Regions from separate parts of the Homo sapiens genome. Here region 2 is linked to region 1. Evidence: chromatin loops called from intact Hi-C (ENCODE). Cell type or tissue: testis. All regions are shown on one strand. Links, peaks and the distances in the headings refer to the core of each region. The heading gives the core; the rest is flanking DNA. Region 1 holds the start of PID1 (phosphotyrosine interaction domain containing 1). Region 2 has its middle 95 kb from the start of LINC01807.

Region 1 (16,085 bases), core at 6,153-11,152:
TACATCGTAAGGCAGCATTTTCAGATTCACCAGGAAGGATGAGGTTCCAATGTCACAGAACAGAGCTGGGAGACATTGGCATGCAGGTCTCATCTCTAGCCAGCAGATGTCTCTATTTCATTCACCCTTCATTGCAGGCTCCTCCTGAATGGGAAGACTTGGGAGCAAAATCTATGAGTGGGAGGTTGTCCCATCCTTTTGTCACCTCCCACAAGCCTGCAATTGCCCCTCCTCCACCCCCTCCCCTAGCTTCCTGATTCGTGGCATAAAGGTAATTGAAACAGGAGTGCCATTTGAGTTTAAATACATTCTTTACTTTACCAAATCTGTTTGCAAAGTGGGAACGGTAACTGAAAGCAATCTTTACAGAGCCAAAGCTTTTTCTCTTTAAATAGCACCATACTCCGTACTAAAAGCTGTATTACTGAGTCATAACAATTAATTACGTTTGGAGGTGAGAAGACAGGATTTAACGCTCTAATGCGATTTGAATTTAGGCCGTTAACTCATTCCACTGCTATTTAAAACAAAATCACTTTTCCACGGAAGCATCTGCAAGCAAGGATGGTTTCAGAGCTTAAGTCTGAAGACATCCCTGGCAACTGAATATTCCTGTTTTAGCTTCCTGGGGGGGTTGGGGGGTGGGGTTTATATGCATGTCTGGATTTTCTAGATTTTTGTAATGAATTGCATTTCTTTCTACTTTGGGATTTGATAAAAGAGAACTGGGGGCTGGGAAGGTCATAAGGAATTTTGTAGGTGTGGAGGTGTGCAGGAGGAGTTACCGGAAAAGCAAACAGAGACCATATCACCAAGCATGTGAGGCACATGTCTGTGCGGGCTGACAGGCAAACACCTCATGAAAAGAGATTTATTAATAAGTTCAGAACAAGTAGCAGGAACTGGAGAAGGAGCTGAGAAGGTTCAGGTGGTTATCAGGCAGGAGTGGGAGGGTCCTGTGGATATCCAGGGAGACAGAGACAAGCTCTTCAGAGGCAGCTCTGTGGCTTTGCCAGAGGCTCCTAGAGGCACTGAGGGTCCTGGGCTTGCCAAGGCTGGTGGCACCAACATAGCAACCGCAGGGTCCAGAAGGATCTGCCTGGAATCCTGGATCTGAATCGCCATTGTAACTCCCCACAGTGTGACTCTGTGAACCCTGTGCTCCCCAAGCCTTGGGAGATAGGGGCTTCTGTCCCACGGAGAGTTGCTGCGAGGGTCCGATGAGCTGAGGGTTAGATTCTGGAGTGGTTCCATATCTGGAAATCATTGTAGTCATGCAGAACAAGGAAAATGGACAGATCCTCCTTCCAGACATGGAGTGTGGATTTTGACATTGCATGAGTAGCTCACGGCCCAAGCTGTGCAGCTGTCTCAGTATGAAATGCCTCTCTTTCACACCCCTCTGCTCTCAGGACCCTGCCTTGTAGGAGCCTAGGGCTCCCCACAAACATTGTGTTCTCTCTGCTCCTCTCTTTGGTCATTCTATGTCCTGAGTTCTTCCCACCATGTTCTCCTCTCCCACTCTTCATCAGCTCGAGAATCAGCTTAGTATCCCTGACTTGCCAAGTGCCTTTAACCCCCAGCCCTAGACGGATGCTCTTTCCACTGGGTTTCCATGGTCAGTTAGAGGCGCAGGGCCACATCTCCTGCCCTGAAGTCATCTGACTGTGCACTCTCTAAGCCACTCACTGGCTGTGTGACCTGGACAAGTGACCTAAACCTTATAAGCCTCATTTGTTTGATCCACATGGTGAAAATATTAATAGTTATTTTGCCGAGTTGTCAAGAGAATGGGAAGGGCTGGCCTGTTTAGGACAGGAAGTCATCTCATGGTGGCCGGCACTAGCCGGGGAGCCTCCAGGCCTGCGAGCCCAGAGCGGCTTTCCCTTGGGTTCTGAGAGCCTCCTGCTGCACCTGGCAGATCTCAGGATGAGTTAGTGATTCGGGAGTCTGCATGGCCCTCCTCACCCCTGTATAGGTTAGGAGTCGAGTCCTCTCCCCATCATGAAGCATGGCCTCTTCGTGGCCAATCCCTCTCATCTCTCAGGTCTTACTCCAGGCATTCCCCAGGGCCCTTGTCTAAGAAGCTCTCCTCTCCCCTTCTTCCCACATCTGCCCTGTTTTATCACCACCCGATATAGCACCGGCTTGTTGATGTGTTTGCTCAGTCACGACTCTCTCTCCAAAGCAGAAGGTAAGCTCCAGAGAGAAGGAACATTCTCTTGTCTTCTATTCTGCGTCGCTGCATCCTCAGAACCCAGCATAGGGGCTGGAGCCTAATAGATGCTCAGTTAACTGGAGTGGGAAGAATGAATGGAAGTGTCTCCCTAGCACAGCGCCAGGCACAGCACAGGCACTTCAGAGATGCCTGTTATATGGAAACCCGGGACCCCCGGGGCTACGGTTTCCTTATTTTAGGAATTTCCCCCACCCCCGCCACCCCCGACATCCCCGCTGCCCCCACCACCCCCGGCTCCAGGCCCTTCCCCCCTCAGCCAGTCTGTCCCTTTTCCCAGACCCCAACCCAATGGGGGCTTCCTGCAGGGAAGGGCCGGCTGTTCTAGCCTCCCCATTCACCCCTCACTAGGATTTAGAGTCGGCCGCGCTGCACTCCCGCCCCGCGCGGCCCCTGGGCGCCCGCCCCGGGCATGCTCAGAGCGCGCAGGTCCGGGCGGCGGCGGCGGGGGAGGAGGGAGCGGCCGCCCCCGCCGCCGCCGCGCGCTCGCCGGGCCCGGGCGGAGCTGCGCAGTCCTCTCGCAGCTGCGCCAGGACAGCCGGCGCGCGGCCGTGCCCACAAGTTGCCGGCAGCTGAGCGCCGCGCCTCCTCCTGCTCGCAGCCCCCTACGCCCACCCGGCGGCGGTGGCCAGCGCCAGGACGCACATCCCGCGGACACCGACCCCAGATGTAAAGCGGGACCCCAGCCCCTCGCCCCCCGGCGCGATCGACAGTCTCGCCAGCGTCTCCTCTGCCAAAACCCAGGGCTGGAAGATGTGGCAGCCGGCCACGGAGCGCCTGCAGGTAAGGGGCACCCGGGAGCCGGGGGCCAGCCTGGAGGAGGAGGTGCCCGGGCAGAGGAACCTAGTTTTTGCTTCTGCCTACTTTAGGGGATTTGCCCAAAACCATCTTGTAAGACGCATCGATGGCAACATGATGCTGTCGGTTTACCCAGCGCCAGGAACCCGGCAGGGGTATGGGGATGATGAAATTGATAAACGCACGGGTTCAGGCGTTACAACTTTTGGCTTGGAGGTGCTTGTGTGCGTGTTGGTTGGTACATATAAGGTTGGACTTTCTGACTGGCAATTTAGATTGCATTCCACTGACACAATGCAGTGGTCTGGGGTTAGGATTTTTGAAGCCAGATTTTTTTTTTTTTTTTTTTTTTTTTGTGGTCACCAGGAAAGACAGAACAAGTGATATGTGAAAGCATCCATTTGCCAATATAATGTGGAAATATCAAGCTTGGTTTGGCTTGGTCATGGTATGCTACTTATTTTATTTTTCCCTATTCATTGGTTCTCTCCCTTTATCTTCCTTAAACCCAAGCTCCTTCAGATATTTAAGAATCAAAAGTAGGTTCAGCCAGGAATATTTATGTCCTGGGTTATCCCATCAAAAGTTTTTTACTGCTGTCTCCTGAAATGCCAGACTGCCTTGAATTGGATTCTGGAAGCTGGGGATTTGCGGGAGGCGATTGAAGAGAAAGAGGGACCTTTCCCAGAAGAACTCCTTCAGTGACACGTTGGGCCTTGGGATTGCCCTGGTTGCAAGGTTTGAGGACTGCCTTTTGCTGGCAAATATTGTCAAGAGTCACGGCAGCTACTCTGCCAGATAAAATCCACTGAATCCTGCAGTTAAACTTTTGGCAAGCTAGGAGCCACATTGTTTCGTAGTAAACTTTGAAGACGTGTTTAACTGGTAAAATACAGCACCATTGGAGGCTGAGTGCATCTGAAGACTTAGGACAATGAGGCCAGGCCCTGGCTAGGTTGGAGGCTTCTCAATGAACATTTACAGCCCCAAGCACAGTTTCTCAGATGCAGGGAGAGGCTAACCTTTGTCTAGGAGTCCTCATACAGAGGAACAACCCGCAGAGGGCATTGCATTTAGCAGAAACAGATGCCCCACAGCTCCTTTCCAAAGCTCCCTGGGCCATGATTTGCGGGGAGTGTGTTCAATTTATCAGAGCCTGAGACACCAGACCAGTTCCCCAGGGTCTCAAGTAGAATAAACAAGAAAACCTGCATTTAGCCTTGCAGATGAGGAGGTGGATGACCAACCTCCTAACCCCCTCCTTGTCTTACTAAGAGAATATCAGCACTGGGCTCTGAATGACTGATAGAAGGTGATGTAAATATATTTTGGCAGTGGCACCAGATACCAGTGGCGCATTTGAAGTTCTCCTTCGGTTAAAGGCGTAACTTCTATTCCAAAGGAGCAGAATGATTGAGGGGAGCTGGCAGGTTTCCTGTTCAAGTGCAGAGGGTAGCTTTTGGAAGTCCTTAGAGAGATGTGACCAAAATTCCTTGAGGTGGCTTTTATGGCCTGATGATCTGTACCTCTGAAGAGTTTGTAGATTTTTGACTATTCAAGTTCTTCCTACCGGCCTGTTTCACTTAGGGAATCCTGTGCGCTCTGGAGCATGTGACCCTTGGCAGGTGGGCGCTCTCGCTTGCCTTCCCATAGAGATTGCTCCTCACTAGAAATGTCTCCCCCTTATTTTGTGAAATGTGCACGTGTGCATTTTGGCGTGAGCCTGGTTTATTGCAGTTGGTGTTTGCAATGCGTTTATTTTATTTCAAGGTGTCATGTTGAAAGAACCTGTTTTTAGGCTTTTGAAAGCTCATATAAACAGGGCTTATCACCAATAAGACCGAGTCACTGTTGGAAGGTCCTTACCAACAGGGGGCTCAACTTCATGCTGCCCAAATTTCGATGAGTCTCTTTTGAAAGTACATACATCTCAAGCCTTGAGATTAGAGAAGTGAGACAAATGCGGAAAAATTTTTTTATATCCGTGGCTTCTTCCCAAAGAGTATTGCTTGACTCTCCTTGAAAACACATAATTTATATGTTTTTACTTTTGCCTCTGAGAGAGCTGTTGAGGATGAGATGGTGAGTGAGCTGCTTATCATATTTTATTTACATTCCTTGTGGTTATCTTTGTCACAATCTCTGTTTGCTGTCTGGGGTTTTTTCCTTTTCTTTTCCTTTCACCGTGATATAGAAACATGCCTGTCCGATTCCTCAGTGAGAAGCCACTTTGCCACTCCCAGGCTCTGTGGCCACAGAGATAGCAGTGGATATCATGCTGGATAGGAAACTTGAGAATGAGTTCTGCTCTTTAATGATGTCTGAGCTCCATGTGCCTTTCACAAATCTTTATAAACCTTCTCATTCGACCTCATTAATTTTTTTCTCATTTATCTTTAATACAAACATTCTAATTTAGATGAGCCAGAGTGAAGAAAATTCGTCAAGGAAACATTCCCAGAACTTCCTAATAGGACTAAGGAGTCAATTTATTTTATCAATACCTAGAATCAAAAGAGGGGATGGAAGAAAATAACCAGACCCTTTCTTGATGATATAGTTCATATTCGATGAAGCTGGTTTGAGAAGTCTGTGTCCCAGGGGAGTGTGATAGATCTTTGCGTAGAACAGTCACCCTCTAAATAATGGACTTTTGAGTGTAGCAACTGGCTCCGTTGCTCAGGAAATGGCATCTTTGATCAGGTTTGATTATCATTATTGTTACCCACACTTCTGTGTCCCCACAAAATGATGCTGATATTTTCTGATTTGAGGTTTAGCTGTTTGACCCAAATCCAGCACAGGCAAAGGGACCTATTGCCCTGAGCAGAGCTGCGCTGGGTAATTTCTCATTCAGTCACACAAACCGAGGCAAGTTCATCTGCTCCCTTGAATGTTAAAACTTCTATTGCATCCCACTCGAGCCCTCGCTGGGAGCTTCTGCCATTAAAAATATAATAGGATCAAAAGGGATGTGAAGATTTAATTTACCACCCCAACTTTTTACAGTGAATAAATATGAATTCTTCTCTTTTCACCTTCCCGTCTGCACAGCAGACTTTTTTTTTTTCTTGGAGGTATTGAGGAGTGTTATACATTTTTAAAGAAGCAGATTTGAAACAGACTCCTTTCAGAAAAGTAAAGGAGACTTTTCTGAACAAATAAAAACCCTACTGGTTTTTATGAAATAGAGATGAGATTACCTCTGGCCTTGAAATTTTAAAATTTGTATGAGTTTCTGGATTGACTTGATGATTGTACTGGGTGGATCCCTCAGAAGTAACAAACCCATCCATGCAAGACTGTGTCCCATCCATAGGAACAAGTATTTTCTCAGAGCAAATGTCTTCACTGAGCTACCAGATGCATTTTCTGGAGGCCTTGATAGGAGGAGAAAGATGAATCAAGACTGACTTAGAAACGAAGGAGGTCAACACATCCTTAAAGGTCTTTGGTGTAGTTATTACTAGGATAGAGTGGAATGTGATAGGCGTATGAGTTCTAGCAGATTCTAATTGTGAAGTTTACATGTAACCATCTTCTCATGAGGCATTCTATAAAGGTTCCAATATAATCATCTAGCTGTCTTCACTGAGATTACCATTTCTCCATGGCAGATTCAGAAAAAACAGCTTTTTATTCACAAAGCTGGATTTGAGTTTTGCAGCCTGGGCAATTTTTTCTGTTCCATCCATTACTTCCTTTTTCATCCTCGTTGTGGCCAATGTCTGTGTACTAGCACTTCCACAAGAGGGAGAAACACAGTGAAGAGTAGGGAGGACCCCAGATCCTGAAAAAGCTTTCTTTTGGTTTCTTCTGAAACTTTTGGTTGATGAAGTGGTTGAAGTTTCCAGCTAAATACTATTTGGGGATTTTAGGAGCCAAAGTCCTCCTCTGAGGATTATCTCACCCTTTCTCTGCCTTGTCCTATCTGGTAGATGTTGTCTTGACTTGGAGTGTGGATCGTTCTAGATTTTTCTTCTCTATGATGATGCCACTTTCACTTTTCCCCTGAGAAGTGAGACTGGAGAACCCTCTAAAACGTCAACTGGAGACCATTAGCCCTGGCCCATCAGGCAGGGTGAAAACCGGCAAATCTGATACTTTTCCAGGCTGACCAAATTGACAAAAGGAGCAAGGATTAAGAATGGGAAGATACTAGTAACCTGCTTTTGTGGTGCAGGCACTGTGTGTGGCACTGTGCCGAGGAGCTTTATTTTAACTATCTGGCTCATTTGCATCCTGTAACCACTTTTATCCGCATTTTAGAGAGAAACTGAAGGCCAGAGAGTCGAAGTGATTTGGCCAGCGTTGAGCAGCTAGAAATGAACTGAGCTGGAGTTTGAACCAGACAGTTTGGTTCCAATCCTTACTTCTTAAGCACTTCACCATAGTGCAGAAGGATAAGACAGGCACAGTGCAATGTACATGTTGGTGCTGTTGTTATTAATAAATACAGTTAGAGCAATGACTGTTTTGTGGGCTCAGAGAGGCTGCTGTCCTATTTCTTGCTGAAGCAGTGGGTTGACCAAAGGCTACTCTGTTTTTGGTGGCTCAAATCTTTGGTGGCACATAAGCTGCTGTCTCCTATTGAAGTTAAAATTCACAAGTGCCATTGAAGAGCTTTTCAGCTGAAGCACATAGCATTTATCCAAACTAGAGACCTTGAAAGCCGGTGATTAGGGTGGATTGTGTACACATTCATTCCAAGTTTAGACAAAAAAAAAATGGGGAGAAGGAGGGAGGAGGTTGGAGATTTTCAGAGCGGTTGCTTAGAAAAAAGCAACAGCTATTATTACAGAGGCACAGGTTTCTCACTAAACCCATTCTAGATTTTGTTGTTGTTTTCATCAATTGTAGTTGAGTAAGCACAAAACATCGGGCCCTATTGTTCATAAAGAAAACTAGGAGTTGTCATTAATCCGGGGCCTTAGTCTCCCTCAGGAATAAAATGCTATCTTACATCATTGAGTCTTTCTCCAAGTTTGTCAGCAAATCTCTTTCAAGCGATTTGCAAAATCCTAGCCTGGGAACAAACTCTGTGCCCCTTGCTTAACCATGGCCTAATGGCTGTTTCGTGTTGACTGTACTGAGTTATCTTGGAGTGTTAGGCAACTTTTGCATTTTGTTTGATGTTCCAGATTAGGTCCCTCCCATACCAATACCCCTCCACACTGACCCCATTCTACCATGAAAATTAGCCTTGGAGGAGACTCTGGGAGAATCAGCCTTACAGCTTCAAGGGTACTGGAGATCAGGCTGCCTTCTACAAGGTATTTTATTCTGTGAATAGCAGCAGTTCAGGGACTTGTTAGTGGTCAGGAAATAAAACTAGTCCAGAACACTCAATGACTGCAGTGTGCTTCTTTCAGCCCTGTGGACACAAATTTAAACAGAGGCTTTATATAAGTAGAGCAAGAAGAAATAGTTGAGTCGTTTGTCCAAAGACCTCCTTAAAGTCTAGTGGAATTAGTCTACTGTCATTTTGTGTTCACTTAAAAAAAAAGTTGTGATCCCTATTTAGCTGCTAATCAGTGATAAAGCATCAGTGTATTCACCAGGTCCAACCCTTGAGGCCAAAGACTGCAAAAGGAAGGTGTCAGGGAAAAGACACAGACTTGTTTTGTGACTGGCATATTTCAATGCTTCCAGCATCTTGACATGCTCTTCCACTTAATGCTGATGCCACGTGGATCAATAATCTGGCTGAGGTCTTCTTTCCCATGCCTGATGGCCCAGGATTCCTCTGCCCTCTTATGTTTCAACCGAGTTCTTACTTTGATAAGGGAGGCTCCAGTAATGGCCTTCTTAGCCAGGTTGTTTCCTGAATAAGAAATCATTTGGGTAAAAAAAAAATAACGAAAAAAAAGCATATCTGTCTCTTTATAAATAATTTTGACACAATCGCTTACTAGCAATGTTTCAGTTTTGTAACTTCTCTGAGCTTTGCTTTCCCTATCTGTAAAATAGAGAGATGTGCTTTGCAGAGATTTTGGTATGTAGCGTATAGTAGGTGCTCAATAAACAGAAGCACTTCTTAATGTTGTTATGGTTGGTCACTGTAGGAATGGAGTGTTGAGTTTAGATCTAAGCTCCTGTCTTCTCTTCTGTCCATCTTTCTTGTCCATCTACTACGTCCCAAGTACTATGCTGGGTGTGGGTGAAGGGTGAGAAGAAGGGCATAGTTGTAAACTTAGAGGACTCACGGTCCTATTCCTTATTGTTCAAAGTTGGACTTAATATATATTTCCTAGTATGATTGTAACTTTCAGTGTTTCTGTTCATATGAAGAAGATCCCTAGCTAGCTCAGCTTTATAAGCCAGAACCAGTATGTTAATGACCTGCTCACTGTCCACTTGTCTCTGTCTCCTCACTTGGGGAAGCTCCTTTTATTCTCAATGTATAGGAAAGTGCGACGCACAGAATGCAATTGTCTTTACAGTTGGGGGTGAAGATGATGGAGGTTCATATATGATAGTGGGTGTTAGGGTATGGGTGAGCTGGGCTGGGACTTGGGGGCCACATACCTTGTGGCCCTTGATCACTTGGGTCCCTGTTTTAGAGAGGCCTGGGTGTGACTATCCTGAAAATGGTCTGAGTTGACATACCTCTTATATCTCCTTTAGTTTCTGCCAGGCGGTGGTCTCCAGGTCAGGATGAAGTGTTAGTTCTCTCATGTTATAAATGTAGTAAGGGAAGTCGTGCTGAAGTTGACTATTGGGAAATTTCATGTATACTACTGAGTTGAGAGTCCACTCCTCCAAAAGAAATTTTAGATAAGTGAAGCCGTTCTAGAAGCCATCAAATGCATGTTTGCTCCCAACTATCCACAGCTAGAAGGTTATATAGCGTGGCAAGTATTCTCAAACAGGGCACAGAGAAGGGGTGCTGTGGTCAGGGTCCCAGAAGCAACATTTCCTTCCACTCCAGCAGTGCTGCTAGCAGACTCTCATTTAATTGGGTTTTATTGGTGATTTTTACTTTTCCAGCCATACTCATTTCCAAGTATGGAGAAAATCAAGAAATGTCAGCTACCATTCATTGCAGGCTTATTTAGTAGTAGTGTCAGTAATAATAACAATAGCAGCCACCTTTTTCTTAGTATTTACTGTGTTCCCAGCACTGACCTGTCCTCCCAACAGCCTTTGGCAGTAGAGCTGGGGTTCATAGCCAGCAGACTGGTTGTAGGGTCTGCACTCCTAAGCACTGTGCCTCTTGTGTCATGGAGCAGACATTTTGTTTTATATGAAAAGCATATTTAATCCTTGAGAAAATTCTAAGGGACAGAGATTTTGTTGTCTCATTTTTCTGGATGATGTAACAATTCTCCAGAGACTACAGATAACTTTTGCTTGAGTTCATTAACTACACATCTTCCATCTCACCTTTTTCTCTGCAGATGAAGCCCCAGCTTGTTCAGGCAGCAGATGGTCATACCTTGGCCTGAGGGTGGGTGTTCTAGCCCAGCCATGATAATAATCTCATACTGGTCCAAGGATTGTCAGAGACCAGTTTTTAACCATTGGGATATGAGAGGATATCTACTAAAGATACTTTACCTTCATGAATAACAAATAAAGCTTCTTGGGGAAATAGCCTTTTCCTCCTTTTCTGTCTTCTTGCTGTCCTGAGCATAGATGTGATGTCTAGCATTGCAGCAGCCATATTGTGATTCTGCAGCAATACATGACAAGCCTTAAAACCAGTCCACTAAGAAGGCTAGCATGATAAGATGGAAGGACTTGGATCAGTAAGCAGCACCTGAACCTACCTCCTAACAAAAGTTATATGAGAAAAATGTGACCCCCTTTCATTTGTTTATGCCCATATGTGAATTGGGACTTCTGTTACATGTATCTTTGACATTCCTAACCAACACAGCTACTAAGGGACCAAAATTCAGATTCAAACCCAAGCCTCCATATGTTATTCATTGTTGAAGGTTGAATTGTGTTCCCCTAAAAGATGTGTTGAAGTCTTAACCCCTGGTACCTGTGAATGTAGCTTTATTTGGAAATAAGGTTTGTGCAGATGTAAGCAAGTTAAGATGAGGTCATATTGAATTAGGGTGAACCCTAGAGCCAATGACTAATGTCCTTATAAGGAGAGATTTGCAGACACAGAAGCGGCACAGAGAAGGCCATTGTGAAGATCAAGGCAGAAACCGGAGTTATGGCATCATAAGCCAAGGAATGCCAAGGATTGCTGGCAACCACCTGATGTTAGAAGAGTCGAGGACATGTTCTTCTCCAGAGCTTTTGGATGGTGTGTGGCCCTGCCAACCTTTACATTTTGGACTTCCAGCCTCCGAAATGGTGAGAGATTAAATTTCTGTTGTTTTAAGCTACCCAGTTTATGGTTATTTGTTACAACAGCCCTAGGTAGCTACTACACCAGTGAAACCATATAGCCTCTTGACTATGTTTGGTCACTCTACTTCTGTGATGTAGGTATCCCCAACTTTCACATACTGCGACACAATGCATGTGTCTATAAGGAATCCTTTTTTTAATACCGAGTGTGAGTTTATCTACTGTGGATTAAAAAAAAAATGAAAACAGCAAACAACTAAGCTATTGCTTCTTTCTCCTTTATTTCCTTCTGGTGGACAACATCCTAGGAAAAGGCAGCAAACCTTGAGTGTAACATGTGCTGTGTTGCTCAGGGAAGGTCCTCTGGAAAATATGGTACATGAGCTTCAGGCCTGAAGATGGTTCGCTTTGGAGATGAAACTTATGGGCTGGAATGTGAAACACAGTTACTTTGAGGTGGACCTCAGTGAAACTTTTCCAGACAGGCTGAGACCAAGGGAAGACTAGTATTAAGGATTTTATCCTCAAAACAAACTAGGTTGTCAGAGTCCCTGTAGGCTCTCTGGGTAGCAGCCTCTGTGATTTGCCTCTTCCTGACTAGGAAAACCTGTAAGCTGACAAAGAAGTATATTTAAATTGACCTCCAGGTGAGCCTCATGGTATGTCAGGTTGATTATTTGTACCTGGTTTGGTGTTTTGTTTTGTTTTTTACTTGATAACTGTATAAATTATTTTAGTGAAGAGCCTGTTCTTATTCTGGAACTCACTTTGAAGACAAAAAAAAAAAAAGTCAGCCATGTCATAATACTTATTTTCTTGGGCAAGCTTGTCTTTTTTTGATACAGCCAGGAAGGCACAAATGTTTCCAGTCCCTCTGAGACGAAGGCAGGGAGCCTGTCCAACTGCAGAACTGCTCTGTCAGTGTCTCTTTCTGAGAGTGAAGAGTCATTCTGGTCTTAAAATGCTGTTTTGCTTTTCATTCTCTTCTCTAGAAGGAATATCCCCTGTGTCCATGGGAGCAGGAGGGGAATGGACAGTTACCAGGGGAAAGGAGCTGCATAATTGTTAGATCCATCCTAATCCTTTCATGACAAACCTTTCCTCAGAGTTGCTTTATAGTTGTGGGTCTGAGAATAAATTCACAGATTCACCCACTGCATGCTTTGATGGTTTCACGTCAGGAATGGGCCTACTTTTCCTCAGGTGAGAGCGGAATCCTGCTGTACAAGCCACCTGTAATGTGGGCAGTGGCAACTGCTGTTTCCTTTCCAAGTCTTCTGAGGTTGTTTCCTAGTAAGTGAGCTGGAGGCTATGGGGCCTGGTCCTGGTGGTAGCTATTTTGCTTTTGGACATAAAATCTTGGTAGCTTAATGTATTTGTTCCTAGGGCTGCAATAGCAAAGTACCACAAACCGGGTGGTACTGGTACTGTGGGTTGTCCCGCAGTTCTGGAGACTGGAAGTCTGAAATCAGATGCTGGCAGGGTTAATTTGTCCTGAGGGCTGTGAGGGAGACACAGCTCCTGGCTTTCTCCTAGCTGCTGGTAGTTTACTGGCAACCTTTGGCATTCCTTAGCTTGTGGCATCATCACTCCAGTATTCATGTGATATTCTTCCTGTGTGTGTGTCTCTATGTCAAGATTTCCCCTGTTTATAAGAAAACCAGTCATATTGGGTTAGTGGTTGAGCCCACCTTACTGACCAAATAAAGTCACATGTCGAGGTACTACGGGTTAGGATTTCAACATGTACATTTTAGAGGGACACAATTTAATCTATAATAGTGTGGAATTTTCTTTTGGGTATCTACCAGTCACCAAGATATTTATCCCTACTTGACCAGCCACCAAAAAAAAAAAAAAAAAAAAAATGGCAATCAGAATTTTCTCTACATCTGCTCCATGTCATGTCTACTACTTTCTTGATTGTAAAAAATTACAAAATAATGTCTGCTTAGGGTAGCAAATCAGTCAGTTTAGAAGTATGTAAAGAAGTTAGTAATTTTGTGCCTTTTCCAATTCCCAATTCTACCCATGAAGGAAACCCATGGTTTCCTTCTATCTAGTGGTTATTTTTCCACATACTTTCCCCAGGCTTTTGCAAGTGTATACATATGTGTAAACACATGTTTAATTTTTCTCATGAATTTCAATTATATATATGTATATATATACACACACACACATGCACATATATATACATATATACATATATATATATATATGCAACTTTTTAAAAAATTCTACTTTACTGTGTTTTGTGGGTATCTTTTCTGGTCAATATATGTAGACCCAACTCATTCCTTTTAGCACCTGTGTAGAATTTTGTGGTGAAGCTGGACTATAATTTATTTACTCATTCCCCCATTCCCTCTTGAGGGAGTATTTAGGTTGTGTTCATGTTCTGTTTTTTTTCCCTATAAATAATACTGCTATAAATTTTTGTGTCTATCCTGACCTACTGGTGCCTGTATTTCTTTAGGCTGAACTGCCAAAATTGATATGGCTGAGTCAGAGTATACATGTTTTAAATTTCAGCAGCTGTCAATGAGGGCTTTTATTGAGAGTTATGCTTTTTGATCAGAAATATATATTATTTTGACAAAGGTGCAGAGAAGATAGTTCACTAGTGTCTTAGTCTGCTTGGGGGCTGCTGTAACAAATTCCTTAGACTGAGTAGCTTAGAAACTACAGACATTAGTTTCTCATGGTTCTTAAAGCTGTAAGTCCAAGATAAAGATGCCAGCAGATTCAGTGTCTGGGGAAGGCCTGTTTCTGATTCATAGAAATGGTGCCTTCACGCTGTGTCCTCACATAAGGTAAGGGCTGGATGAGCTCTCTTAGGCCTATTTTGTAAGGGCACTAATCCCATTCATGAAGGCTACACTCCTATGACCTCCCCAAAGGTTTCATCTCCTCATACCATTACCTTGGGCATTAGGATTCTAACATATGAGTCTAGACCATAGCGACTGAAGAAAGGATAATAGTGTTTTCAACAAATGATGCTGGAACAATTGGATATTCATATACAAAATGACAGTGAAAACATCAACAAACCCAGATACTTCAATCCATTCATCATGCCATTTACAAAAATTAACTCAAAATGGGTCATAAATCTAAATATAAAACCTAAAGTTATAAAACTTCTGGACAAAAACAGCAGAAAATCTTTGTGCCTTTGTGTGTATCTGTGTAAACATTACTGCAATCAAGATGATGAACATATTCATTACATCCCAGAGTTTCTCTGGGTTGGGCAGAGATTCCTTAGAACAATGACAAAAATGCAATCAACAAAGAAAAAATTGGACTTTATCAAAATTAAAAACTTCTGCCCTTTAAAAGATATGGATAAAAGAATGAAAAGGTAAGATTCAGGCTGGGAGAAAATACTTGCATCTCATGTATATATTAAAGGATTTAGATCTAGGATAAATAAACTGTCAAAACTGAATAATAAGAAAGAGAATCCAATTTTTAAAAACCAGGAAAAGATTTGAACTAAGAAGGTCTATACCTGGCCTGAAAAGATGTTCAATGTCATTAGTCATTAGGTAAATGTGAATTAAAATCATAATGAGGTATCACTACACAGTTATTAGAACTACTGAAAAAAAAAAAAAAACTACGACCTTGCTAACTGTTGATGAGAATGTGGAAAAACAGGAACTTTCATACGCTACTGGTGGGAAGGTAAAATGATTTATTCAGATCAGTAGTTACCTGAGGATGGACTTGGAGGGAGGGGCCTGAAAGGGGATTGGGGTAAGTTTTGGGGTTGACGGATTTGTTCAACATCTTTTTTTTTTTTTTTTTTTTTTGAGACGGAGTCTCGCTTTGTCGCCCAGGCTGGAGTGCAGTGGCGCCATCTCAGCTCACTGCAAGCTCCGCCTCCTGGGTTCACGCCGTTCTCCTGCCTCAGCCTCCCGAGTAGCTGGGACTACAGGCGCCCGCCACTACGTAGGCCCGGCTAATTTTTTGTATTTTTAGTAGAGACGGGGTTTCACCGTGTTAGCCAGGATCAACATCTTGATTATGTGATGGATTCATGGGTTTATACATACATTGAAAACAAATCAAATTGTGCAGCTTATTATCTGTCAACTATATCTATACAGAGCTGTTAAAAATGTGTATGTGAAATCCTCATTATTTGCCAGGCATAGTGCTAGATGTTGGGAGAACTAAACAATACACTGTTTCTGTTCTCACTCCTGAGAATTTTTCATTTCCTTTTTACTGGAAATAAAAATTCTAACCCAGAATATAAATAATGAACTCTATAATTTTTCTTGGCGTTCTCTTCTTTTAAAACATTTCTTCATTTAGTTCTTGAAATGACATTTTTCATCCATCTCAGTTTGCCTAGGGATCTTAGTCAAACTAGTGGTTGAGCAAGAGAACAAATCCAGACCAAAGGGTGGAAAGTTCACGTTGCCTTGTTGATTCTTCCTCATTCTGGATGGCCCTGTTTCTCGTTCATGCTCCTAGTTCATGCATTTTTCTCCTGTTTCTAGCATGTTGGTGTTCCAGCTGACTCTCCCATCTGGCTCAGTCCTCTGAGACCTTTTCCAGCCCTGTATCACAGTGCCTGGCTCCAGCCTCCATGGCCAGTAGACTCAGGAGATATTGCTGTTGAAAGGGTAAATTTCTGGGATGTGGCCCCTATGACTGGCTGGGCTGCCTTCTTGTTATTTTTCCTCCCGTGACAGAAAGCAAAGAGCAAATCCATCAT
Region 2 (16,085 bases), core at 6,384-11,383, 560 kb after region 1:
CTAACATACATATACAATTGCAGTTATTGAAGGAGAGAAGAGAGAATGATGAGGAATTATTTTAAAATATTAAGGCCAAAGAGTCCCATATATGGTGAAAGTAATAAATCTACAGATTCAAGAAGTTCAGTAAACACGAAGCAAGCAAATGTTAAAAAAAAAAACATACTTAGTTATGTCATATTTAAATTGCTAAAAACTAAAAATAAAGAGGGACCTTGGAAAGAGCCAGAGAAAAGTGACACAGATACAGAAAACAACTTTTTAAATGAGTTCTGATTTTACAAAAAACTACAATATTGAAATATTGTGGAATATATCTTTAAGTGTCAAAGGAACAAGTCTGTCAACTCAAAATTCTACATCAAGCAAAAATATTTTTCATTATAAAGTTAAAATGAAAACATTTTTAGCTGAAAGAAAGCTAAATAAAATTTTCTTCAGCAGACATGCACTACAAATATACCTAAGCAAGTTATTTGCACTGAAGGAAAATGATACAAAATGGATACTTAGGTATTCAGAAAGAGTAAATACCACCAAAAATTGTAAAATTATGAATAAGTATAAAAGACTGTATTTTATTTTCAATTTATTTAAAGGGCATGACTTTCTAAAAGGCAAAAATTAGAATATTGTCATGTGGGATTATACGGTATGCATCTTAATACATGTGACAAAGATAGCATAAAGTATATGGTGCTACATGGGCTTATGATCTTGTAAGATTTCCACATTTATTGTAGCATAATATAATATTAAGTCCAAATGGTCTCTGTAAAGCAAAGAATTAAACATCAAAAAGTAATCTAAACGAACGTGACTAAAGAGCAAATTGGTTAAAGTAGAATTCTAAAAATGCTCAAATAATTTAAGAGGGAAAATCAAAAAAGAGAGAATCAAGAAATAGAGGGAGAAGCAGAACACAATAAAATAGCAGTAGATCTATATCCAATCATGTCAGAAATGGCAATCATTGTTTTAGTCAAACACTTCAATTAGAAGACAGGAATTGTCATAACTATGTGCTGCCTATAAAAATACCCTTTAAAGATAAACACATATAAGTTAAAAGTAAATGGATGGCAAAATATGTAGCATGCAAACAGCTTAAGAAAGCTGAAATGGCCATATAAATTTCAGAGAAAACAGGCCTACAGGACAAAAAGTATTTTCAAATATAAAGAGGGACACTTCATAATTACAAAAAAATTAAATTTTAATTTTTTAAATTTTTTTGAGATGGAGTCTTGCTCTGTCACCCAGGCTGGAGTGCAGTGGCGCAGTCTCGGCTCACTCAACCTCCGCCTCCCGGGTTCAAGCAATTCTCCTTCCTCAGTCTCCCGAGTAGCTGGGATTACAGGTGCTCACCACCACATCTGGTTAATTTTTGTATTTTTAGTAGAGATGGGGTTTCATCATGTTGGCCAGGCTGGTCTCAAACTCCTGACCTCAGGTGGTCCACCCACTTCAGCCTCCCAAAGTGCTGGGATTACAGGCATGAGCCACTGCACTCTGCCTAAAAAAATCAATTTTTTAGGAATATATAATAACCATAAATATGTATGAACCTATGTATCAGGTTTTCTTTTTTTATTACCTTATGTCAGTTTGACAAGTGGCATTCTTCAAGGAATGTGTTAATTTTTTGTAGATTTTCAAAATAATTTGAATGAACCTATATATTAGGTTCATACATATTTATGCTCCAAAATTATGAAGCAAAAATTGACAGAATTCTATGGAGAAATAAATGATATCACAAGAGACTTTAATTTCCCTATCTTGGCAATGGATAGAACAAATAGAAAAAAATCAGATAAAATATTAGTAATCTGGATAATTCTATCAACTACTGTATCCTTGGTATTTATAGAACATTAAACAACAATTACAAAATATATCTATAAACTGAGCATGATATGTTTACCAACATAGACCATATGCTGAACCATAAAACGTGCCTTATCAATTTAGAATAACTGACATCACCCCATCTCACGTAATCTCTTAGCAAGATGGAATTATATTAGAAATATATATTAAGATATTCAGGAGAAACAATATTTTTAAGTTGAATGATAAATGATATGTATCTAACTTAAAAAATAAGTCATAGAAAGAAATCAGAAAGGAAATAAGAAAATATTTCCAACTGGATAATAGTGAAAATACATTTTATTATTTGTGGGATGCAGCTAGCTAGCTACAAGGAAATGTATAGCTTTATTTACCTTTAAGGTAATATTATAAAGAACTTCATGCCAATAATTTTAAAAATCTAGAAAAAATTAACACATTCCTTGAAGAATACCACTTGTCAAACTGACACAAGTTAAAAAAAAAGAAAACCTAAAATATCTCTGTATGTGTTAAAAAATTGAACTCATCAAAACCTTTATATAAATAAAATTCTAGACTGAGAAGTTTTCAAAAGTGAATTCTATCTAAGATTTCAGAGAGAACTTAATTTCATTTAAAACACATAGGCAGAGGGAATGCCTTCCAAATCATTTTATGAAATTAGCATAATACCGACACCAAAATCTGACAGACATTACAGATACCCACTAAAATATCTCTCCTAAACATAGATGCGTGTAGTTTAGCATGTAAATATTATATTTCATGACCAAGTAGAGTTTCTCAACACTGCAACAATGACATCAGTTTAAGCTACCATATCGAAAGCACAAAAAATAAAAACCATATGATTATGTCAATCAGTGCAGAAAAACCATATGACAAAATTCAACACTCAATTTTGATAAAAACTCTCAGCAGACGAGAAATACAAGGAGACCTCCTCCATCTGCAATAATAGCTATTAAAAAGCTACAGCCAGCATAATGATTAATGATGAAATAGTGAATGTTCCTCCTAAATTTGGGAACAAAGCAAAGATCCACACTCCCACTATCTCTATTTAGCATTGCAGTGGAAATCTAGCCAGTAATAAAACCCAAATAAATAAATAAATAAATAAATAACGTAAATATCAGAAAGGAAGGACGATATTTGTCTTTAGGTGCAGATGACTTTTGTATGTGTATAAAATCCTAAGGTATCTATAAACTACTTCAGAAACTAATAAATGAATTTACTATAGATAATGTACAAAAATCATTTATATATTTGTATACTAGCAACAAATGAATAATACAATTAATTACTATATAATAGCATCAAAATATTAAAATTCTTAAGATTACGTCTCGCTGAGAACACACAAAATTTCTAACCTGAGAACTGAAACAAACTTGTAGGAGAAATTCAAAAAGACCCAAATAAATGCAGAGAAAAACCATTAGAAGACTTGATATTGTTAAGATGTCACTTCTTTCCAAACTGATTTACAAGGTAAACACAATCACAATCATTTTTCAGCAGGTTTTTTTTTTTTTTTTTTTTTTTGGTAGAAGCAGACGTGGAAATTCTAAAACTTACATAGAAAGGCAGAGAACATCGATATTCAAAACAATACCTTGAAAAAGAACAAACATTAACATTTACACTGCCTGATTGTAATACTTTACGTTATAATAATCAAGGGAGTGAGATACAGACAGAAGTATTGACAAATTTATCAATGAAACAGAGAGACCAGAAAAAGACACACACTTACATAGTTATCTGATTTTTCAATAAAGTTGCCAGTGGAATCCAAAGACGAAAGGAAAGTATTTTTAGCAAGTGATGCTGAAATAATTGGATATCTGCGTGGGGAAAAAAATGAACATTAACCTATTACTTTCACTGCATGTAAAAGTAAGTAGAGATAGAACATTGACCTGAATGTAAAATCTAAAACTATAACGATTTTAGAAGTAAACAGAGAAGGATATCTTTATGACTTGAGGGTAGACAAACATTTCTCAGATCACAATTAGAAATAATCATAAAAGAAACATCAAAAAACTAGATTTTATCCAATGAAAAATAATCTTATCAAAAACACCATTAAGAAAATTAATAGGCAAGGCATAAACATGGAGAAAATAGTCACAGGATATATCTGACGATGTATTGGTGTCCAGGATATATAAAGAACACCTAAAACTCAGTCATAAACTTGCAAGTAACCCCATAAAATATGGGACAAAGATTTCACAGGCATTCACAAAATGACGTACAAATGGCTAAGAAACTCATTAAAAAGTTCTTACCATCATAGTCATCAAATACATTCAAATTAAAACCACAGGGAAATTTTACTACATAGTCAACAGAATGGCTAAAAGTACAAAGACTGACAATATTGATTGTTTTTGAGGGTGTAGACTGACTGAAATTCTCATGATACTACATAGTCAACAGAATGGCTAAAAGTACAAAGATTGACAATATTGATTGTTTTTGAGGGTGTAGACTGACTGAAATTCTCATTTTTTTGGTGGGAATATAACATGGTGTAACTTGTTTATATAGTGATCTGGTAATTTCTCATATAACTAAACATATACCTACTCTATCTACTCATCACTTGCTATCCTATGTTGTTGCCCAAAAGAAATGAATATGTAGGTTCACCAAAAGACTTGCACAAGATTGTTCATAGTTTATTCATAATGGCCCTGATTTGGAAGTGTGCACCAACAGGAGAATGAATAAACTCTGGTGTATTCATACAATGATATACACTTCATCTGTAACAATACAATGAACTACTAACATACGGTCAAATAGGTGAGTCTCAAAACTATTAGGCTTAGTGAAAGAAACTTTACACACAAGAGTCCATCCTGCGGGTATGGTACCATTTACATAAAGTTCTAGAACAGGCAAAAGGAATCTCTAATGGGAAAAATCAAGAAAGAAGTTGCTTCTGGGATATGGGGTAAGGATTTTTGGGAAGTGGAATTATATAACTTTCTGGGGTGATGGTAATGTTCTACAACCTGACAAGAGTTTGAGTTACTTTAGTGTATGCGTTTGTCAAAATTCTACTATAAAGACACATGCACATGTATGTTTATCGCGGCACTGCTCACAATAGCAAAGACTTGAAACCAACCCAAATGTCCATCAGTCATAGACTGGATAAAAAAAATGTGGCACATATACACCATGGAATACTATCCAGCCATAAAAAAGGATGAGTTCATATCCTTTGCAGGCACATGGATGAAGCTGGAAACCATCATTCTCAGCAAACTAACACAAGAACAGAAAACCAAACACTGCATGTTCTCACTCCTAAGTGGGAACTGAATAATGAGAACACCTGGACACAGGGAGAGGAACATCACACACCGGGGCTTGTCAGGGGGTGGGGGGCAAGGGGAGGGATAGCATTAGAAGAAATATCTAATGTAGATGATGGGTTGATGGGTGTATCAAACCACCATGGCACATGTATACCTATGTAACAAACCTGCACGTTCTGCACATGTACCCCAAAACTTAAAGTATAATAATAATAATAATAAAAGAATTCCTTATTATTTGGTCAGAAACTTAACTTTCCTCAGTCTATCTAAAATTAATTATTTGCCTAATGAATAAATACAAAATTTTTAGGGGTCATCCTCAATTCACTTAGAAGAACAAAGTATTTTTAAGCATTCATGACTTGTAATTTTAATTACTTGGTAAATGTTCTTAGCCAAGATCGAATACTCTGCTCTGTGTTGTTGATGTCAAATTTTATTTTTTTCTGAAATGATTCTGACTTTAAATAAATTTAGACTGATTTTCTTTTAAAAAAAACCACAACATATATATACTTAACATTTGTGAATTTCATGGAATATTTAATCTCAAAATGAAAATTAACTCCAATGATATACATGCTGAATTATAGGGGAAAGTGAAGCATTATTTTCTTTTTTGAGGCATTACATTAAAATGCCTCAAACAAAAATGGCTCAAGGGATGGATAGAGATGGATAAATGGACAGATACGTGTTAAGACATGTGTAGTAAAACGTTAATGGTATATGGGTATTCATTACAAAAAATTCAACTTTGATATATATTTGGAATTCCTCATAAGAGGATGATGGGAAAAAATGAAATACAAATAAAATTAGAAATGAGATACCTAAAATAGAAAATTAAAAGTTAAATCAGCTGATACAAATGTTGAAGAACAAGACTTCAGCATGTTAGCCAAATGGTATTGCTAATAGTAAATCTATATGTAGACACTATTCAATCCATCAAACTTCTCAGGACTTCTCAGTAGCGTCTTCTTATGACAGAGTTTAGTATTGGGCTGAAAAGAGGAAGTGGGTGCTAATTTACATATTTTCTATTTTTTAATCTAAATTCATATACTTCTCATCCTCTGGAGAGGATGCTGTGAGGCGGCAGAAAAGGGCCAAGAGATTGTTCAAACTAACTTTCATCAAAGAAAATAGCAGGAGTGATGAATACGTTTCCACAGAAATACTGAAGGCTTCAGGTTATTATAGGAGAGTTTTGTTTTAAGGAAACCAAAGCCATCACTGCCATTTTTTCTCTGTTGTAGAGACTAATGGGTTCTATCTGGGCTCACCCACAATATATCCACTCTGAATAATGTCCATTTTCTCTACTATGTGTACACTTCTTCAGTTTGTGTGCTTCGTTCATACAGCTGAATATATGTACACACACACCGTTGGGCACACAATCTTAAGGAACCTATAATAATGGCCATCATAAGGTTTTGTGGATCTCAGGTTTAAAAACTATGCTTTGAATAAAGAGCTTCACGCTGCATTCCTGAGAGGCTTATGTCCATTTGAAATTAACCACTGATTTTGAATAGAGATTAGGAAATATTGATTCATAATTCATAGACAATTAGGCAAAATGGGATTTCAATTCAGATATTCAGTGAATGTTGTATAGATTTGAAAGTCGTAAGAGTAAATTCCTGGCTGGGCACAGTGGCTCACGCCTGTAATCTCAGCACTTTGGGAGGCCGAGGCAGGTGGATCATGAAGTCAGGAGATCAAGACCATGCTGGCTAACACAGTGAAACCCCGTCTCTACTAAAAATACAAAAAATTAGCCAGGCATGGTGGCAGGCACTGGTAGTCCCAGCTACTCAGGAGGCTGAGGCAGGAGAATGGCGTGAACCCAGGAGGCAGAGCTTGCAGTGAGCCGAGATCGCGCCACTGCACTACAGCCTGGGTGACAGAGCGAGACTCTGTCTCAACAACAACAACAAAAAAAGAGTAAATTTCTGATAAGGAGTAATTTTACCAAAACTGAGCCCAAGGAAGCTTATCATTAGGTGGTAGAAGGTGTAAAAGGATTCAAGAGCAAGAAGAACCAAAGAGGAGAATGTCAAACTGGAAAAGACAGGAGAGATTTAGAATTGAAAGTCAAGAGAGATCACCTAAAAAGGGTAAAACAACATTGCTGGATCAGGTGATCAGAGGGTCCTTGGTTTCTTCCAGTTTGTGCTGCTGGCATGGAAAATACCAAAGGACAGAGAGTACAAAAGATGACTGGTAGACAGGAAATGAAGAGCCAGATGTTGATTTCCTGGAGATTTTGCTCAAGAAGTAAATTAAGCTAATTCCCCAAATGCCCAAATCTATCTCCCAACAGTCCTTTATGAATGGTGAAGGAACACAACTTGTGAAGGAACACAACTTTTACAAGGAATATAACCTCCTGGCACCATGAAGAAACTTTCTATTTAATAATGTTGCAGAAAAGGCACCTTATTATGTGCTGCCTACCCAAAGCAATCTTTTTGTGAATGGAAGTTTCAGGGGTTCCATGTGATCCTTTTGTGAATGGAAATTTCAGGGGTTCCATGTGACTTATTAGATGGCATATCCTCCCGGAATGTGGGAGATGCGTCCCCTACTGTTTCAGCAAGTTGTGTTCAAAGGCAAAGCAGCCCACACCTAATCTCTATTTGCCATAGCTGCCAAAACATTTTACAATAAATAAAGGAGGCATTCATCTGAATAAGTGGACCCCTTCTTGGAAAATGACATCCCAGCACAGCCTGCCAAAAGAGCTGCAGAGACACTAAGTCACACCAAGGAAGGAAGAATGAAGAACAGAAGGGGCATCCTTCCTGTGTGAAGGCAGGAGATTGCAGCAGTCAAGGGGTTAACCTGAATTTGTGAGGTGGTTTTTAATCAGTACAATCATGCCTAAGCAAAGAAAGTGTAGACTTTCTGCCCAACACATACATATGTATGCTTTAGGGGAAGTGGAGGATGGCTATGTTAATAAAAAGCAAAAATGTTGTATCCAAAGATGAATTCTGAAGCACAAGATATTTGAAAATGGAATTCAGCAAACCTTTATTGAAAGGTTATTATGCACAATCCTTGTGGGCCATGAGGGAGACTTGGTCTCTACCTTCTAGTCATCATTTAATCATGATGTTGGAGTCCCAGCATGGGTCTCACCCTCTTCAGTTAAGGACTGGTTTAGTTCATTGTGTAGGTAATACCTGACACAGGAAATAGATGCCGAGACCAAGTTAGGAAGGCAAAAGTTTTGTGGAGGAGACACACCAAAGAAAGAAAAGGAACAGCAACAGGGAAGCCACCGGGCTGTGATGCAGGCTGACAAAGTCTCTGTCAGCCCAAGGGGCTGCTCTGCAGGAAAGCTGGCCTGTTAGAGCTGAGTTGTTTTGGGCTGCAATGAGGCCCTTGCTCATTTTCTGGAGGCAGCTCTGAGCATGAGTCGGGTGGATCCTGAAGGAGCAAAAAACTTGGGGTTGTCAGCCAACCAGTCTTATGAGCACAGCAGTCCTGAGGGGATCTGAAAGGCACTCCTCTGTGTGTCTGCATAACGCCAGGACACAAAGAAGTGTCATCTGTCTCAGCTCCCACAGAGCCTGATGAGAGAGAGACGAGGCTGCAGTAGGGCTGTTTACCTCAGAGACAAAAGGAGACTAGGGCTGGTCTCCGGGAATCATAAATAAACATGAACTAGAAGGCTCTGGAAGACTCTCAGATAAAACACTGGTTCACCAGCACTGAGAAGGTGGGCGTGCCTAAGGATGATCTGAGGGTGCCCCAGGAGTTTGAGGAGGAAGGGACAGACTAACTCTTCACCCTGAGTGTCCCTTGGCTTTGTAGATTCAGGGAAAGGAATTCTAGGAACTAGAGACTTAGGGTTCAAAATGTGTAGGTGTCAGTCTTGTCCACTTGTGTGAGCAATGTGGTTGGTGCATCTTCTCTGGAGAGGGTATAACTCTGATGATACCCCTGGGATATGCAGAGTTCAGATAACTCTTGAGGGGTCAAGGACGCCAGCCCACAGATGCCTAAAAGAGTTTCCCTTCTCCTCAAGTAAGATTTCCAAGGATCCTTACTGCTAGGAAAACTTACGGGCTGCCTAGATTAAATCAGTTGTGTTAGCTCAAAGAAGAAACTTTCCTTGTAAAACGCATTATCTAGGTGTATAGAACCCCTAACAATTATTTGCCTTTTCATGTTTCTTAGGTTGAAACAAATTCTTATGTAGTTTCATAGTTATTAGCAAAGTGACATCTTGATCTTTAACATTCAGCCATATTTAAGAAGACTGTAATAGTTACTTTGATATGTAATATTTAGAGATAAGACTGATGGAAAACCAGGAAAAAGGAGTATTTTGGGTTGAAATAGCTAAAATATGATAGTTATATTGTATTACCATTTTTCTTCCACTATCGTTAGTCTAATTCTTTTTCTTTATATATATTTTCAAAATCATTAAGGAAGAGAAATGGGCATTAGCTGTTGTGCTGTTATTTTGATTTCAGAAAATGATTCTTGAAACATCACCTAGGTTCCCATGGCCAGGAGACCCTCTAAAAGGTAAATATTTTTCTACATCACACCTATCAAGACAGTCTCATATCCTGATGTGATGAAACCCTGTTCTCAGAAACAACTTTTACTTTAGGTTACAGCAAAGTCTCCTCCTTCCTCCTACTTCTGTATCTTCCCTCCTCTTCTAGCATTTTCATCCTTCTCATCCTCTTTCTTGTGACTTTTCTTCTCTGCTTCTTCTCTGTTTCCTTCATTGCCATTGAGTGCCTTCAATATACATCACATAAGATGTCTAACCGTGAAGAACTTGGAATGTCATAATAGTATCCCCATTTCAGAGATGAAGAAACTGAGGCTCAAAAATTCAAAGAGATATGCCTATATCTCTTTCTATCACACATCATCACCCTGTTTTATTTTCCTTTCTTATTTATCTCCATTTATAAAGTGAGCTATTTAGTATTGAGTACATTTTTTAATCTTATTCTGGCAACTTGTTTAAATGTTTTCCTGACAAATTTTTTTAACTTGGTAATGGACATTAGTGATGTGACTGGTGAGTAATTTTTTAAAAATCGAAATTAAAGACAATTAAAAAACTAGTACAATACATATTGCTACATGAAAAAAGTCTGAAAAGACAATATATTGTAAGATTCCAATGTTATAATATTTATAAAATGAACAACTATAGAGGCAGTAAAACCTCTCAGTGAACCCCAGGGATTGCGGCAGGAACATGCATAGGTAAAAGACAGGGGATCTGGGGGCACAGTTAAACTACAATATTTGTTTGTGAATTGTAACAAATGTACCACACCAATTCAAGATGTTAATAGGGGAAAGTGAGGTTGGGGGAAGGGAGTACACTGGAGCTATGTACTTTCTGCTCAATTTTTCTATAAACCTAAAACTGCTCTAAAAAATAAAGTCTATTTTTTAAAGCTTTCTTAAAAAAAAAAAAGCTGGTTCAGGGAAAAGATTGGCCAACGTCCAGATGTCAAAATAGACCCCAATTTTAGAATACATTTTAAAGTTGTTAGATAGGTTGCCTGTTAAATGTCTGAATCCCAGTGAATAGATGTCGAGTGGCTTTCAATCATGAACAAAGAACAAAAAGGAACGATTCTAATATAAATTTCCATTTTTCTCATTCACTGCAGACAGCGTTTTCATGCCTTTAAGTTGTGGACAGATGGCTCAGTGACAGGCGATGGGTATTCATACGTGCAGGACTGCATCTCATTACACTCTAACAAGAAGATCGTAATGGAAACAATCAAAACCAAGCCTGGCTAATCACATGCAACAGACACTGATTTTTTTTTTTTTTTTAACTAAGGGCAAGGACATTTTCATGCAGTCTGAGAAATCTGATGATGGATGTTATTTTCATTATCTTTTATTTCTTTTGTTTTTTGAAAAGCTAAGTAAACCAATATAATTTAAAAACTAATTTCCAATTACATTACAGTTATTTTTATTATTGTTTTCCCACCATATTATTTTGGAGCAACCATCTCTTTTTCTTGATTACTATTTTATTATCTTTCTAGAAGTCCTTTAAAATGTCTTTTGTAAACCACTTTCTTCCCTTTAAGATGTGTGCAATCAATAAAGAAGAATCTTTCAGCACAACCTCCCAGTATCCTCATCAACAAAGTAAATTTGAATATGTAGCAAATACACAAGTCTCTACTTTAGTTTATAATGTAAAGTACATGATACCAGCCAGACTTTACCTATAAGTACATTAAAGAAAACCAGCAATCTCATATATTTTGTAGAACTCATTTAATTAAAAATATACATCCTGCCGGGCACGGTGGCTTATGCCACCCAGCACTTTGGAAAGCAGAGGCAGGCAGATTGCTTGAAGTCAGGAATTCCAGACCAGCCTGGCCAACATGGTAAAACCCCGTCTCTACTAAAAATACAAAAATTAGTGGGGCCTGGTAGCATGTCCCTGTAGTCCCAGCTACTCTGGAGGCTGATACAAAAGAATTGCTTGAACCCAGGGGATGGAAGTTGCAGTGAGCCAAGATTGTGCCACTGCACTACAGCCTAGTCAACAGCATGGTGAGACCCTGTCTCAAATACACACACACACACACACACAAAACAAACAAAAAATGCATTCATGCAAGACCCTTTGGTGAAAAAAGTTAGGTTTTTTTTTTTTTTTTTTCAAAATCATTAAAAACTTTAGAAATCCATGACTATTTTAAAGTGATCATTCTGTGGCCTGCAACCATCCTGGGACAGGTGAGCTATTAAGAAACGCTTTCATCCATAACAGGGAGCAAGTTTGGTAGCACTCTAAGTGTCATGAACACATGTGAAAGAAATTGAGTCAATAAGCCATGAGGGAGGTAAAAGGATGATAAATATTTCTCTTTGTAACTGAGGGCTCCAGCAAGACAGCAGGGGCTGATGGAGTAGTGAGGCTGAGTAGACACTGAGATCAAAGAGCATTCTGGAGCATCTGTTATGCACAATGTGTTAAGATGGGATAAGAATGGGACGAGGGTGAGGTGATCAAGAAGATAGACTCATCTGCAAAGTCCCTTGAGATAAACCCATAGAAATGCCAGATAAAGTAATCAGAGCATTATTTTCAACACATAGTTGAGGTACCAACAAAGAAGTGAAATCTTATAGCAGAAATAAACCACAGGGCAAATAACATGAACTGAGATACAGCTTTCCTGGAGGGGTGTCAGGGAAGGGCAATGATCAAACCAGGGGATTGGGCTCCCAGCTTTTTGTGGAACTAGGGAAAGAAACTTTCAGCCTGGGAGAAGCAGGTAATGATTAAAGAGAGCTAACACATTTGGCAAAGAACAACATTGTCTACCCTTTGCTGGCTGCAGGGGAAAAAATGCTTCTCTGGGAATTCTAAACCCCAGCCCTGTCCACTACAGTGATTTGAAGTGGGGAGGTATAAATATTCTGTGATTTAGAAACACAGAACACCAGAAATGTATATAAAACAGGATTTATAGGGCTGTGGAGATACTGTTGTGTATTTTGCCAAAGACAAATCAAAACTCCTTGAAACCATGCTGTCAGGATTTCCAGATAGAACTCTTTTTAAGTTAGGTTTACAATTCAAATTTATAAAACATGCAAGAGAACAAGGTTCAGTAAGCAAGAGACAGTGCACATGAAGTAGGACGGGTAGATTCCGAAGAATTTCCTATAAAATAATTAGCCATAAAAGTAGTAAAACAAATTTAAAATGATTAAAGTATAAAAGCAGGTGTGGAAACTATAAGAAAATGGCACTATAGCAAAATAGAAAGATCAATTAAAAATAATAAAAGATGTCTTAGAAATTTAAATCACAATTGTTAAAATTAAAGTCTCAATGAATGGGTAAAATTGTAGATTAGATACAGCAGAAGAAAGAATTGGTAAGAAGGAAGATAATCTAGACAGTAGTTCCCAATCTTGGCTGTATTTTAGAATCTCCTGGGAATTTTTATAAACCCCTGCGTCCAGCTTACACCCCAGACCAATTAGATCAAAATCTTAAGTAGGGAGAATCTAGGCATCAGTATTTTTTAACATTCTGTGGATTATTTTAATATGTGTGGTTGTTCTAACAACAGCTGCCTCAAGAACAGCACACAGGAAACTGAGTAATGAAAATACCATGAGAAAAATCCTCAAAATAACCACAAACACACAAACACTACGTCTTTTTTTTTTTTTTTTTTTTTCCTTCCAGACAGAGTTTCGCTCTTGTTGCCCAGGCTGCAGTACAATGGCGCCGTCTCGGCTCACTGCAACTTCCACCTCCCGGGTTCAAGTGATTCTCCTGCCTCGGTGTCTTTTTAGTTCTGTATTTATTGAGTGCATTTTCTGTGCCAGGCACTCTGCCAGGTACAGGAGACAAAAAGACAAATGAAATGCAAAAACGAAGAATTTTAAGATGCGTCACAAAATCCAAACCTACTAATGTGCTAATTCTAACAGGAAATTAGATGGCAGCTGAAATTTAGCTCTAATATGGAGAAAAAGCCTTGTAATAGATGTACATTCAGCAATATTACCTCATTGGGGTATGCATGTGCAACTATTGTTTATTTTTTTCCCAATAACTGAAATCTCACGGGGCCTCAGTCCTCTATAATCTTTGCTCCTTCTGCTGTGGGGTTCCTAGCAGCACCTCAACCATGGCCACTCACCCAAGTCTTCATAAGTGTCTTCTGCATCTCCCCTTTTCTGGGGGACACTTACTGCATTTTCCCATTGGGAGAGGAGAGAATAATCTCCCCATGAGGGAATTCCAGTGGAGGGACTTCTCCCCACTGAATTCACCATTTTGTTCTATTCCCCTGCTAATGTGTGGTGGTGGAGGGAAAATGTGGGGTAGTGGCTGGTGTTAAGGTCTGAACTGGAGCCTCTCAGGAAATCTCTGGGAAGGTGGATGAAGCCCAGTTATGACGATCGCATGATCTGAGAATGCGTCATTCTCTGCTTTAGGCCATGCCTCATCTGGAATCACTGAAAAGACATCACCTCACACCTGCATGGCAATGAGGAAAATGATACGTCAACAACCCAATCTTAAAAAAAAATTAAAAATAATAAATTAATAAACCTTTTCTGCTTGCCCGATCCTTTTTCCACAATTAATAATTCATAGTGCCAATTCAAAAAATTAACATTGTACTTGTTATTTTTTTCATTAATCTTGTAACATTCTTGAAATATTGAAAAATGCCAACATTTCAGCATTATTATTTGGAATGAATTTCACTATAAAATGTATAATGCTGGTATTATTTATAAACAATCTGACAGTGTTATCAATATTCTCTAAGTCACTAGTTCACTATAGTTTATATCGATTAAATAATTCAAGTTGAAGACCATATGACCAGACAAAGCACATCTCATTACAGCTAGAGCCCCGATTCCTACCATTTTCTGCATTATACTACCACATAGTGGTTCCTTTTATTGTGGTACACCGACTAGGCTAATACCTCATTTGCCGTTATCAGTATTGTTATTAAAAAAAAAATCAGTGGGACAACAGCCCAGACATTAACACGTGTCCACCATTATACAACACTGTTTATCTATATTAACAAAAGACTCATACAGTTATTTCAAAAATCATAATAAAAGAGAAAAACCCCAGTGATTTTATTAACCTTTCTGGATGAGCTCTGTTTAATAAAGCCCAACAATATTATATTTTAAGATATTTGATAAAAAATATAAAATCAGGGAGGTAGAGAGTTCATTAGAAATAATTTCTTTAAATCTGTCATTTTTACGTTTGAGAAAACTGAGGCCCAGAAAGGGAAACATAAGCATTTGTTGAAGGCCTCTAAGCTTGTTGGTAAATTCACGTGAAAACCCCAGGAACTGTGACTCACACCTAGGCTTTTTCTGTAATGTGTCTCTATACATTAAGAAAACAGCCTCACTGATTTATTGGCAAGAGTGTCAGTAAGTCATGGAAATAATTGGCAAAATGAGATAAGCTCAAACATTATTTTATGGGATAAAATTAAAGGTCACCTGAAACAACGTGACATGTATACCTTGAGGTATGCTTGCCTGAAAAGCAAAAGTCTCCAGGGGCATAAACTCAGGTTAGTGCCTCAGCTCAACGTGAAGCTCATTACCATCCTATAACTTAATAAAGACATGTTTATTTTACTAAGACTAAAGAGATATCACAGTTACCATATTTTTCAGTTATATGAAAGAAAGATATTTTATAAACCTTAGGAAAAATAGAGCTAGGTCAAATTATCTTTATTCTTAACATTTAACCCCATATTGAAACAAAGGAAAGCCGCTGTCAGGACAGTTTTTACTTTTTTTCCCCTCAAATCTTTTTGTACGTTTTTATATTACAACTTCTCAATAGAAAAACCTGTTGGTTACATTTTCATGCAGTTTGAAAATGTTTTGTGTAGTGTTAAATCATGTGAAATTGACAATTCCAAGTCATATTAAATATGTGATGTGAGTAGATACTGTACTAGAATAATTGAGAAAATATTACTATAGTTATTACTTTTCTTTAATCTGTTTAGAAAATCCTAAATTGAAAAAAAAGAAAATACATTTTTAAATGATCAGAAATGCAGTTGTGTGGGACTGCTTTTATTTAAAGATTTCAAATGTATGCTTTTAGAAAGATCAAGATTATCTTCTCCTTGTGTATAATAACTAAGTTAGAAGAGAACAGAAGGAGTGTTCTACATAAAGTGTGGCCCTGGTCATAAAACTAGGTGATAAAAATAAGAAACTCTTCATGATAGATAAATTACCTAAAGGTAAAAGGAGAAGACGGTATCAAGCATCCCTTAGGAACTGGTAAGAAATGTAAAT

Evidence for each region. Hi-C counts contacts between places; a loop is a spot of excess contacts. Peaks named below come from ENCODE experiments on the same cell type or tissue, not always from the same donor. Only the 100,000 strongest peaks of a DNase experiment are listed, where the experiment ranks them.
Region 2: it touches region 1 in a loop (3-fold over the local background); 45 of 110 quality-filtered maps call a loop at or near these places.

Annotation. Positions count from the first base shown.
Region 1 is chr2:229,257,948-229,274,032 of GRCh38, reverse strand. PID1 (phosphotyrosine interaction domain containing 1) reads left to right here and starts at 2,746. Exons shown (of 3, transcript NM_001100818.2): 1 at 2,746-3,019. The coding sequence starts at 2,990. In testis, for the core only: no CTCF peak of the experiment used is centred there; no DNase peak of the experiment used is centred there; H3K27ac peaks cover 2,566 bases.
Region 2 is chr2:228,698,183-228,714,267 of GRCh38, reverse strand. No RefSeq gene overlaps it. Among named protein-coding and RNA genes, the nearest start is that of LINC01807, 95 kb to the right of the region's middle. In testis, for the core only: no CTCF peak of the experiment used is centred there; no DNase peak of the experiment used is centred there.